Regions from separate parts of the Homo sapiens genome. Here all the other regions are linked to region 1. A link is a contact called in ENCODE Hi-C or POLR2A ChIA-PET data. All regions are on one chromosome and are shown on one strand. The core of a region is the stretch at or near the end of the contact, and the rest is flanking DNA. Distances in the headings are between cores, read along the strand shown. Region 1 holds the start of RBM4B (RNA binding motif protein 4B). Region 2 holds the start of CDK2AP2 (cyclin dependent kinase 2 associated protein 2). Region 3 holds the start of RPS6KB2 (ribosomal protein S6 kinase B2). Region 4 holds the start of SF3B2 (splicing factor 3b subunit 2).

Evidence for each region. Hi-C counts contacts between places; a loop is a spot of excess contacts on that map. ChIA-PET counts read pairs that join two places held with the same protein, here RNA polymerase II (POLR2A). Pooled maps may share reads with other maps.
Region 2: a pooled map shows a loop between it and region 1 (8-fold over the local background). The contact joins the promoter of CDK2AP2 here to the promoter of RBM4B in region 1. A Hi-C loop is called at or near these places in 7 of 50 pooled maps. POLR2A ChIA-PET finds 5 or more read pairs at or near these places in 3 of 52 experiments (Caco-2, WTC11 and activated T-cell).
Region 3: a pooled map shows a loop between it and region 1 (4-fold over the local background). The contact joins the promoter of RPS6KB2 here to the promoter of RBM4B in region 1. A Hi-C loop is called at or near these places in 1 of 50 pooled maps. POLR2A ChIA-PET finds 5 or more read pairs at or near these places in 3 of 52 experiments (A673, AG04449 and activated CD4-positive, alpha-beta T cell).
Region 4: a pooled map shows a loop between it and region 1 (5-fold over the local background). The contact joins the promoter of SF3B2 here to the promoter of RBM4B in region 1. A Hi-C loop is called at or near these places in 2 of 50 pooled maps. POLR2A ChIA-PET finds 5 or more read pairs at or near these places in 2 of 52 experiments (A673 and activated T-cell).

Annotation. Positions count from the first base shown.
Region 1 is chr11:66,676,615-66,679,157 of GRCh38, reverse strand. It overlaps RBM4B (RNA binding motif protein 4B), which reads left to right and starts at 1,271. Exons shown (of 4, transcript NM_031492.4): 1 at 1,271-1,394; 2 at 2,067-2,490. The coding sequence starts at 2,079. RefSeq lists silencers at 1,069-1,348, 1,549-1,658.
Region 2 is chr11:67,506,881-67,509,423 of GRCh38, reverse strand. It overlaps CDK2AP2 (cyclin dependent kinase 2 associated protein 2), which reads left to right and starts at 1,262. Exons shown (of 4, transcript NM_005851.5): 1 at 1,262-1,423; 2 at 1,735-1,832; 3 at 1,927-2,059; 4 at 2,412-2,543. The coding sequence starts at 1,342. The coding sequence ends at 2,479. RefSeq lists silencers at 730-979, 1,290-1,389.
Region 3 is chr11:67,427,201-67,429,743 of GRCh38, reverse strand. RPS6KB2 (ribosomal protein S6 kinase B2) reads right to left here and starts at 1,250. Exons shown (of 15, transcript NM_003952.3): 1 at 1,121-1,250; 2 at 722-762; 3 at 504-624; 4 at 149-217. The coding sequence starts at 1,198. RefSeq lists enhancers at 5-772, 1,207-1,456, 773-1,540, 1,557-1,706.
Region 4 is chr11:66,051,096-66,053,638 of GRCh38, reverse strand. SF3B2 (splicing factor 3b subunit 2) reads right to left here and starts at 1,275. Exons shown (of 22, transcript NM_006842.3): 1 at 1,122-1,275; 2 at 920-966; 3 at 535-612. The coding sequence starts at 1,254. It overlaps SNORD13F (small nucleolar RNA, C/D box 13F), which reads right to left and starts at 495; the gene lies at 411-495. RefSeq lists enhancers at 1,068-1,237, 1,858-1,907, 1,726-2,277 and a silencer at 1,448-1,657.

The DNA.
Region 1 (2,543 bases), core at 22-2,521:
GGTATCAGAGAAGCCATTATGGAGCCACTAAAATGAGGAATGGTGGCTGACAACCTCCCTGGCGGGCTCTACTAGGAGATAAACCCAATCCATCAATCTCCATAAAAGGCTACTCTTTGCTGGAAGGTGACAGTGGGGAATCAGCCTAAACTTCTTTTTTTTTTTTTTTTGAGACCGAGTCTTGCTCTGTCACCCAGGCTGGAGTGCAGTGACGCCATCTCGGCTCACTGCAACCTCCGCCTCCCGGGTTCCAACGATTCTCCTGCCTCAGCCTCCCGAGTAGTTGGGATTACAGGCGCCCGCCACCACGCCGGGCTATTTTTTGTATTTTTAGTAGACACGGGGTTTCACCATGTTGGCCAAGCTGGTGTCGAACTCCTGAACTCGTGATCCGCCCGCCTTGGCCTCCCAAAGTGCTGGGATTATAGGCGTGAGCCGCCGCACCTGGCACGCCTAAGCTTGTTTTTACCGCCAGGAGGTGCCCTTGGACCACAGCTGAATTTTGAATGCTAGACAGTCGGGAAACTCAGTTGCCTAGACTTCCAGCTTGGTGTGTACGAGGAGACCCTGTCCCACCCAGAACTAGGGACCTCGCTGGGCCTCTCCACCAAGTATTCCTCTGGCGTGCTCACCACAGACCAGGACTGTGATGGACACACAATGAGTGAGAGAGAATCAGACCACGGATACTCACGAGCAAACAAAACATGACTAAGCGTAGCCTGGGTAGCAATGCCTCTTAGGCCTGTCCCAGTTCTGCCAGGTTATCTTTCTGCCCCTTGGTTCTCAGTTTCCGTAGCAATAAATAACACCTCTGCAATGACAAACTTTAAAATAATGTTTAAAGCGCTACAAAACAATGACTAGTTTTGCTTAAAATGTGGCGCACCTGTATTTTTGAAATGTTGCCCCAAGCTGCCACAGAAGCCGGCCAGCCCGCTACAAAAGCCCCTTTTTAGGGCCCTCGGGGAGATTCCTCTGTCATTAGCTCCCCGCCCCCCTCAAAGGGCCCAAGAGCAGGACCCATTGTGGTGAGCGACTCCCCAAGGCCTCCGCTTTTCTAGGCAGTGGTTGCGTTCAGAGCCCCTCTGACGCAGCAGTGGCGACCCTTTCCAGGGTGGTGACTGGCTGGCTGGGGCTGGGGGTGGGCTGACCTCCGCGGCGCCGCGCCACCACCAACAGGCCCCGCCCCCGTGCTGCGTGGTCATTTGTATGCAGCCTCGGGATTGGTCACTCGGCTCCCGCGAGGGGAAGGGGAGGGAAGCAGCGCGCACTCGCGCGTGCGTGAGCTGGCGCGCGAGAAAGGGCCCGGTCGCGTCCAGGCTCGAGCGGCCGTCGCCATTTTGTAAGGTTCTCTCTGACGTGGGAGCCGCCGTCGCTGCCGCCACCCGGAGGTGCGAGGGGGTCGTGTGTGTGTGATGTGGGGAGCTCGGGGGCGGGTCGGGCCGGGCCTCCGGCAGACTGCACGGCCCGGATTTGGGTTTCTCATTTTGCAGCGGGAGGTCTGGGAAGACAACGGGAGGAGGCGGGGCCGGGTCTCCGGAAGGAGGCGGGGCAGGGGTCGGGTCGAGTCTTTGTTGGGGCGAAGAAGCTGGAGGGTGGGCCGCTGGGGGCGAGGTGGTTGGTCCCCGGTTTGGGGGAAAGGGGACTTTTTTCTTTTTAGAGTATCTTGAAAGGCGCTAGTGCGCGCAGGAGAGGTACACAGATTTCCCTCCAAAACCTTGTTACCAGGCGCACTGCGATTGATGCCCCTTGCCTTTGCTTGGGCTTTTCTCTTCCCTCATTTTAAGACATGAAGCAGCTAATTCTGGTATTTCATTGCGCTCCACTTCACGGAGATGATAGACTGGGCTATGCATGCTGACCCTCGACCTCCTGTTTGCATGTCACGCATAGCTCGCACTTCTCGAGAACAAACCGCCCTTCTTCTATTGAGGAAGAATAATGAATGTCTGTACGAGGGTCTTGAAGGTGCAAGAACTTTGGAGGATTAGACGAAAATGCTGCAGTGCACCGAAATTTCCCACCACACCCCTGACTTTTGAAGTCTTGTGTTTCTCTCCCAGGCTCTTGTCAGGATGGTGAAGCTGTTCATCGGAAACCTTCCCCGGGAGGCTACAGAGCAGGAGATTCGCTCACTCTTCGAGCAGTATGGGAAGGTGCTGGAATGTGACATCATTAAGAATTACGGCTTTGTGCACATAGAAGACAAGACGGCAGCTGAGGATGCCATACGCAACCTGCACCATTACAAGCTTCATGGGGTGAACATCAACGTGGAAGCCAGCAAGAATAAGAGCAAAGCTTCAACCAAGTTACACGTGGGTAACATCAGCCCCACTTGTACCAACCAAGAGCTTCGAGCCAAGTTTGAGGAGTATGGTCCGGTCATCGAATGTGACATCGTGAAAGATTATGCCTTCGTACACATGGAGCGGGCAGAGGATGCAGTGGAGGCCATCAGGGGCCTTGACAACACAGAGTTTCAAGGTGAACTGCTCTGGGCCTGGGTAGTAGCGCCGAGTGGGGTCTAGCTCAAAACA
Region 2 (2,543 bases), core at 13-2,512, 830 kb before region 1:
CACCGCGCTCAGCCAGAACATGCTTGTTGGATGAATGAATGAATGAATGAATGAATGACTGTCCTAGAGATGAAGATCTACAAAGCTGGGAGCATGAAGATACACAAGGCCAGAGAAGTTTGAGTTTGGAGAAGGAGCCTGGGAGAAAGGGTTAGGGAGTGGAGGAGGGTCTGAGGTCTAACTCTGTGGGGAGTGAGACTTGAGGGGAGGGGTCTGAGTGGTGGAGTGGAAAGGTATGGGGGCCCTGTGGGACAGGAAGGCGGAGAATGAAACAACAAGCACTTTATGACTATTCATTTAATCCACACAACCCAATGAGATCGTCATTTTCCCCATTTTACGGATGGGGAAACTGAGGCATACTGAGGTGAGAAACTTGCCTGGGGGAAATCGCTAGTGGGGGTGGTGCTGAGATTTGAACCCAGACGGTTGGCTCCAGTCGGTGCTCTTGACCAGTTTGGTCCGGGGCCCGGCACGCAAGTAATCCCGAAGGTTTGCCCTACGGCCATTGTCACTAACTTAGGCAGCAGCGCGGGGCCTTGGGGGTGCGGGTAAAGGGGTCTTTGAGGTCGCCCTTAGACCTGAGGACGAGCCAAGCCGCAGGAAGAACGGTACGTGGCGGCATCCATGAGGGGCCTGTTGCCATGGGAACAAACGCAGGCCTCGGGCGGGCGCATGCGCAGATCGGGGAGCGGGTGTTGAACCGGTGAAAGGTGACGTAAAAGCGCACGGGGTGGGGCGCAGGGCTCGGGACGTCAAAGCCCTGCGTCCTTCGGCCCCCAGAGCGGAGAAGCGCGCAAGGCACCGGTGGCAGCGGCGACGGCAGCTGCGACAGCAACCCCTGCTGGGCCGAAACTGGGCAGAGCGGAGCAGACGTCTGAAGCAGCGCGAGTGAGGCGCGAGGGTAGCGCCCGCGCCCGGGAAGACCCCTCGGCGCGAACCGGCAGCCCAGCCCCGGGTCCCGGTTCCCAAGGCCCCGCCTCTAGGGCCTGGGGACTAATCGGATTGAGAGCGCGCCGGCCCGGGCCGCGAACTCGCCAATTGCGGAGGGCGGTGGCCACCGCCCAATCCGGAGCAGACAGGTGCGAGGTCCGGAAGGCGGAGGCCAATCGGCGGCGGTTGCGACCTGCTGGGGCAGGTCTCGGCCAATAAGGAGGCTCGAGTGACATCTTCGCGCACCAATCGGGAGTGAGGGAGCATTCGTGCCCGCTCGCCCTTCCGGCCAGACCTCTATTTACCAGGGGCGTGCAGCCCGCTTGCCAATCAGAGCGCGGCTGAGCGGCCCCGCAGCCAACCCCCGAGGAGCGGCCGGCTGGCGTCCGCCGCGCCCAGGAGTTGGGGATGTCCTACAAACCCATCGCCCCTGCTCCCAGCAGCACCCCTGGCTCCAGCACCCCTGGGCCGGGCACCCCGGTCCCTACAGGTGAGGATCCAGCTCCACCCCTGCTCGCCTGCCGGGCGGTCGAGGTCTCGAAGAGAAGACGGCCTGAGTTCTGCAATACTGGGCCTGCCGCCTACCCTCGCTGAGCCTCAGTTTGCTGGCCTGTGAAGTGGGCGTGGTCACGTAAGGGCTTGTAGGTGGAGCGCAGTGGGAGGGATTTGTCCCTGAAGTTGATCAGCATGGAATGAAGCATCCTTTGGAGGGAATCGGGCGAACCCGGTCCTGGGCTTGGAAAAGCTGGGAGGCGGCGTCCCTGCCCCGCGCTGACCTCTTACTCGCGCCTGTTGCTGCAGGAAGCGTCCCGTCGCCGTCGGGCTCAGTGCCAGGAGCCGGCGCTCCTTTCAGACCGCTGTTTAACGACTTTGGACCGCCTTCCATGGGCTACGTGCAGGTGAGTGGGGCCAAAGCCTTGCTTATGGATGCGGACTGGAGTCCCCCTCCCCGCCAGGTGCCTGAGCTCACTGCCCTGTTCTCTTTTGACATAGGCGATGAAGCCACCCGGCGCCCAGGGCTCCCAGAGCACCTACACGGACCTGCTGTCAGTCATAGAGGAGATGGGCAAAGAGATCCGGCCTACCTATGCTGGCAGCAAGAGCGCCATGGAGCGCCTGAAGAGAGGTAAGTGAGGCCAGGCCGCCCTGCTCAGGAAACCGACACTGGACTATCCTTCATGAGGGAAGGAAGGACATCTGGAGGCCACCTGAGCCAAGCCTAGAGGATGTCCAGTATTACTACCAGAGAGGTGTTTTGAATCGAATTGAAATTGAGTCCATTTCCAGGGAAGAGCATGGGAATTTGTATTTCAACAGGGCAACCTTGAGGATTAACCAAACCTCTAATTTCATCTAGCCGTCATTAGATTTGAATTTCTTTTGCCGAAAGTGGAAAGGGAGTGGGGAGGCAGGGGTCCTCCTCTGGAGGGCAGTGGGTGGGGCTGTGGAGGGTTGCTGAGACCCCACCCCACCCCCAGGTATCATCCATGCCCGGGCCCTAGTCAGAGAGTGCCTGGCAGAGACAGAGCGGAACGCCCGCACGTAACAGGAAGCGCCTCGGCCTCAGCGTCTGGACCTATCCGGCCACTGCAGAGCACCCGCTTCTCCCT
Region 3 (2,543 bases), core at 1-2,500, 750 kb before region 1:
ACAATACACATCACAACAGACAATAAACCAGCAAACGCCAAAGTCAGGGATCCTCCTCCACTGTGTTCCCTGCTGTCTTCCCAAAGCCTGGTACAGCATGTTGGGAATGGCAGCCACACAGTATTCGTTGGCTGAACGAGTGACTCACCTTCCTTAGGACTTTCATGGCATATATTTTGCCCAAGTTGGTGCCTTGCACCTTTCGCACCTGGAACACCTGTAGGGCAGGGGAGACAGGATCAACTTCCCTCTCCACATCCTATCTTCAAGAAGCCCCACCCTGAAGCTCTGGCTTTGGGATCAGGAGGCCTAGGCCCTGCCAAGGGTGGGGCAGTGAAGATTTCAAGTCCGATTGGAGAGGATTTGGCCTTCCCTCCTTTATGTTTCTGGCTCTGAATCCCATTAGAGGCCCTGCTGATTCACAAGTCTAATTTGTTTTGAGAACCCTTTGCTGCCTCCAGATGGAGGCTGTGAGGCCAGGAGGAGGGTGCGCCCGCCCCTACCTTGCCATAGCCCCCCTTGCCCAGCACACGCAGCAGCTCAAAGCAGTGGGGCCCGATGCGCTCTGGGCCAACGTTCACGCTGGTCTCAGTCAGCTCCACCTCTTCATAGTGTCCCACAGGCCTACGGACACAAGGAGTTAATGAGGACAAGGCTCCAGTGCTCCCCAGTTCCCCTTCCCCACTCCATTCCCCCCTCCCCCAACACGACCCTCACTCACTCTAGGCCAGCTGCCCTCAACTCGGCAAGGGGACATGCGTCCTGTGAGAAACCGAGGGGTAAGAGCCAAGGAAGGTGCCAGGATACCTCCCCGCTCCCGTTCAGGTTGGACTGCGTGGCCCAGGAGAGAAGGGTGTCAGGGATGGCAGCTAGTAGGGGATGGGTAAGAATTGGGAAGAAACCGAAGGCAGGAAAGGGAGAATCGGGAGAAAAGGCTGGGGTTCTGGAAGAGAGGTCGGGGTGAGGGTGGGATCAGAACTTAATAGAGACCGGGATCTGAGAAGGATCTGGGTCTGCAAAGAGTCGGAGCCCGCTCTGGGCGTGCGGAGCCGCCGCTCCGGCCTCGGCTGGGTGACAGGATCGGCTCCAGGATCCAGTCGCGCCAGGGCAGGGCACTCACCGCGGGGCTGAGCTCTGGCTCGCCCTCGCCCTCGCTGCCTTCCTCCGTCTCCAAATCCAAATCAAACACGGCCGCCATGGCGGCGCCGGCCCCGCGGGCCCGTCGGCCCGTACCTGGCCGCGCACTGACTGACAGTCCCGGACCTAAACATCATCTCTCCGCGACGGCAGCTGCGCGCGCCGGTGACGCAAGGGATCTTACTCCCCCTCCGGAAAATCGCTTAGCCTGGTGGGGAACAAAGATGGCTTCCGTCGCAAGGCCTCTCGGGAATTGTAGTCCTAGAGTGGCGAGGCGCCTAGCCTTCAGCCTGCAGAATCCTTTCCGCAGGACCCTCGGTCTTCCCAGCAAGGCTTTCTGGGAGCCCGTTTTGGTTCTACGGTGTTTTGAGTTTGGATGGAGCAGGGTCGGAAGTGTATGCAGGTGTGAATGTAAATGCAATCCCCAGCCCTGTTGGAGACGGGTACTGCCAGGCCGGCTGCGTGATGAAAGGCAGGTCGCGTTGCTTTCGGTTCACTCCAGAAAGGGAGGCGGCTGCATCAGGGTCTCCTCAAAGTGCCTCTGGCTCGAGGACCCTGCAAATCGGAGCATTTACTGAGTGGCCAGCTCACTGCCAGGCTATGTTGCCAGGTTCCCGCCTTAAATAGGGTTTTGGGGGTCAGTGATAGACCTGTAAATATGGGATTTTGTTGGCGTTTACTCCCTTCTTAATTTAAGCACATTTAGGCACCTGGTACAGAATAGACACTTCAAAAAACGTTGTTGAGGCCGGACACGATGCCTCACGCCTGTAATCGTAGCACTTTGGGAAGCCAAGTTGGGAGGATCACTTGAGGCCAGGAGTTCAAGGTTACAGTGAGCTATGATGGTGCCACTGCACTCCAGGCTGGGTGACACAGTGAGATCCTGTCTCAAAAAAACAAACAGGCCGGAGGCGGTGGCTCACACCTGTAATCTCAACACTTTCGGAGGCCGAGGTGGGTGGATCACTTGAGGTCAGAAGTTGGAGACCAGCCTGGCCAACATGATGAAACTCTGCCTCTACTATAAATACAAAAAATTAGACGGGTGTGGTGGCGCGCACCTGTACTCCCAGATACTCGGGAGGTTGAGGCAGGAGAATCGCTTGAACTCGGGCGATAGAGGTTGCAGTGAGCCAAGATTGCACCACTGCGCTCCAGGCTGGGCGGCAGAGTGAGACCAAGTCTCAAACAGATAAAACCCGAAAACCTGGCTGGTCACGGTGGCTCACACCTGTAATCCCAGCACTTTGGGAGGCCGAGCCAGGCGGATCACCTGAGGTCGGGAGTTCAGGACCAGCCTGACCAACATGGAGAAACCCCGTCTCTACTAAAAACACAAAATTAGCTGGGCATGGTGGTGCATGCTTGTAATCCCAGCTACTCGGGAAGGCTGAGGCAGGCGA
Region 4 (2,543 bases), core at 26-2,525, 630 kb after region 1:
GTACAGTGGCGCAACCAGAGCTCACTGCAGCCTCCAACCCCAGGGCTCCAGCAATCCTTGAGCCTCTTTATAGGGACTTTATAGGCGCGTGCCACCGTGCCCAGCTAATTTTTAAAATTTTTTGTAGTAACAGAGTCTCACTATGTTGCCCAGGCTGGTCTCGAACTCCTGGCTTCAAGCGATCGTCCCATCTAAGCATCCCGAAGTGGTGGGATTACAGGCATGCGCCACTGCACCCGGCCACAAGCTGCTTTTGGAGAAGCAGACAGTGGAAAAGGAGGCAAGTGTCAGCATCAAAGAGAGAACTGAAGAGCTCACAATTCTGTCATGGCAGTACCTCCCTGCCCAACAACTGCAAGTGAGAGGAAGGGCTACCCTGAACATATGGAATCTTTTTTTTTCCCCACTCAGGTCAGGCGAGTAATGTGCAAGGGTGTCACATCTCACACATGCACGTGAACACCCAATCATCATGCTCATGAACTACAAAAGGATCAGCAGATGGAATCTTAAAAAACAGAAGAATCTCCCTACCTGTGCCGACATGGGAGGTGGAGCGGCTTTGTCCCCATCTTCCCCTCTCAAAACCGGCCGATTCAGCACGATGCCAGTCTGCAAAAGAGAAAGGACTCTAGGTCAGTCCAAAACTAGCTGTTTCACTAAACGACGTTCGCTCCCAATTCATTCAACAAAACGTACCCAGTGCCTGTCTGCCAGCGCTCTGGCTGGGCACTGAAGAGGACCAAGATGGATACAAGAAATTACAACTAAGCTGGCAAAGGCAAGAACAAGCTAAAAAGGGCAAGCCTCCGCCTTGCTGTGCCGAGATAAAGAAAGAATGAAGACCGAGCCGTGATGGGGTATATAAGGTCTCCTGGAGAAGCTCGGCCTATCCTGACGTCCCGCCGCCAACACCTACCTGGCGGGTGTAGCTCTGCAGCCGCTCCACCAGCTCCTCGCGATTACCTGCAGGGCAAAGTACACGATCAATGGGGCAGGCCAGCCCGGCCAGGTCAGGCCCCAGCGGCCTGCCTCCGCCCCTCGCACCCGAGTCTCCCGGGTAACCAGGCTCCGCTTCTCCGCAGGCCCGTAAAGGCCCCTCGACTTCCTGTGTTCCTCACCCTGGATCGGAGCTCCGATCTCTGCCAACTTGGCCTGAAGCTCCTGGGCAGCCCAGGCGCCATAGTGGCCTGGAGGTGGCGGCGGCGGCAGCTGCAATTCTGCTTTGGGAGGCTCGGGATGCTCCGTCGCCATCTTAGCCGCAGGAAGGCGCGCGACCAACCCGGAAGCTGGGGCCAGCCTCAGGGCCCACTTGCCGGAACTTCCGGTGGCGCCGTATGCCACGTCCTCTCTGGTTGGGAGGCGACGCGCACTCAGGCACACCCGCTGCCGTGCGCTGGGCGACGGGATTCGCCGCAGACGCACCTTTCTCTAGTGGCCCCTCGGCGGTCTGGTCGCGAGGCCTCCTGGGAGTTGTAGTGCGCAGGTCTCGGTCTCTGCGGGCCCTGCGCGCCGCTACGGCCCCGAAGGCCGGCGGCGGGCCGGAGGGCGGGGCTGCGAGGAGGGCTGGCACTTCCCCGAGGGAGTGTTTTCTGCGCCTCACCTGCGGGAGCGAAGGCTCTCAAGCTTTCCGGCCCGGCCCTCCGGTCAGATCCTCGAACGCTTACGCTCCCAGGGAGTCCCGAGAGACTCATTTCCCCGGCGGCCCCGCGTTGCGGGCGCCAAGCGGGAGGCTGGAGCCGATGCCTGGGATAAAACAGTGTCTGATTGTCTGCCCGCCCACCCCCGGCCCAGGCCCGGATGAATGGGCTGAAAGGGGATCCAAGCCGGGAGAGCAGCAGGCCTGCCCGGGCTGAGCTCCAGCTGCCGACCTGGGGGAAGGGCGACTCTAAAGCCCCCTTTTCCACCTTCCAGGCCGGCTCAAATGTCGTCTTCTCCACTAAGCCTCCTCCCGCTTTCCTTTCCTTTCTTAGAGCTCCCATAATACGTTCGAATCTCCACCGTTTGTTAAGTCTTTCTTGCCCTTTCTTCCTACCTCTATCCCAAAAATGTGAGCAGGGACTTGATCATTTTCAGTCTCGCATCGCCTGGCGTTCAAGAGGCGCCCAATAAATGATTACTGGAAAAAAAGGAACAATGTTTCTGGTGAAAGCATTTGTGTCTTTTTTAGTCTCAAAAATAAACTCAGGCCCTTTTCCCTCAGCCGCACCTGCACTGGGGGCCCCACCTTGCCTCCCACTCCCCACCCCAACTCCCCTTGGCCTTTGGAGACAGAGGCAGAGACTGGCAGGGATTCTTGCCTGCCTAGCATCCACCTCTCCCTGTCCCACACCATCAATTCAGTTTCTCTCCCCACCTCTGCCACTAGCTCTGCCCTCTCACCAACAGCTAGCCTGTGTGTGTTTTTTATGTGTGTTGAGAAAGGGAGTGGGGAGACTCAAGTGAAATGGTCTCATTTTCCCCCTACACATCCCCTTCAGATCTTTTCTCCAGCTCCATTTTGCCAACTGCCCCCAGTGGAGAAGAAGCTGGGAACAGGGAAA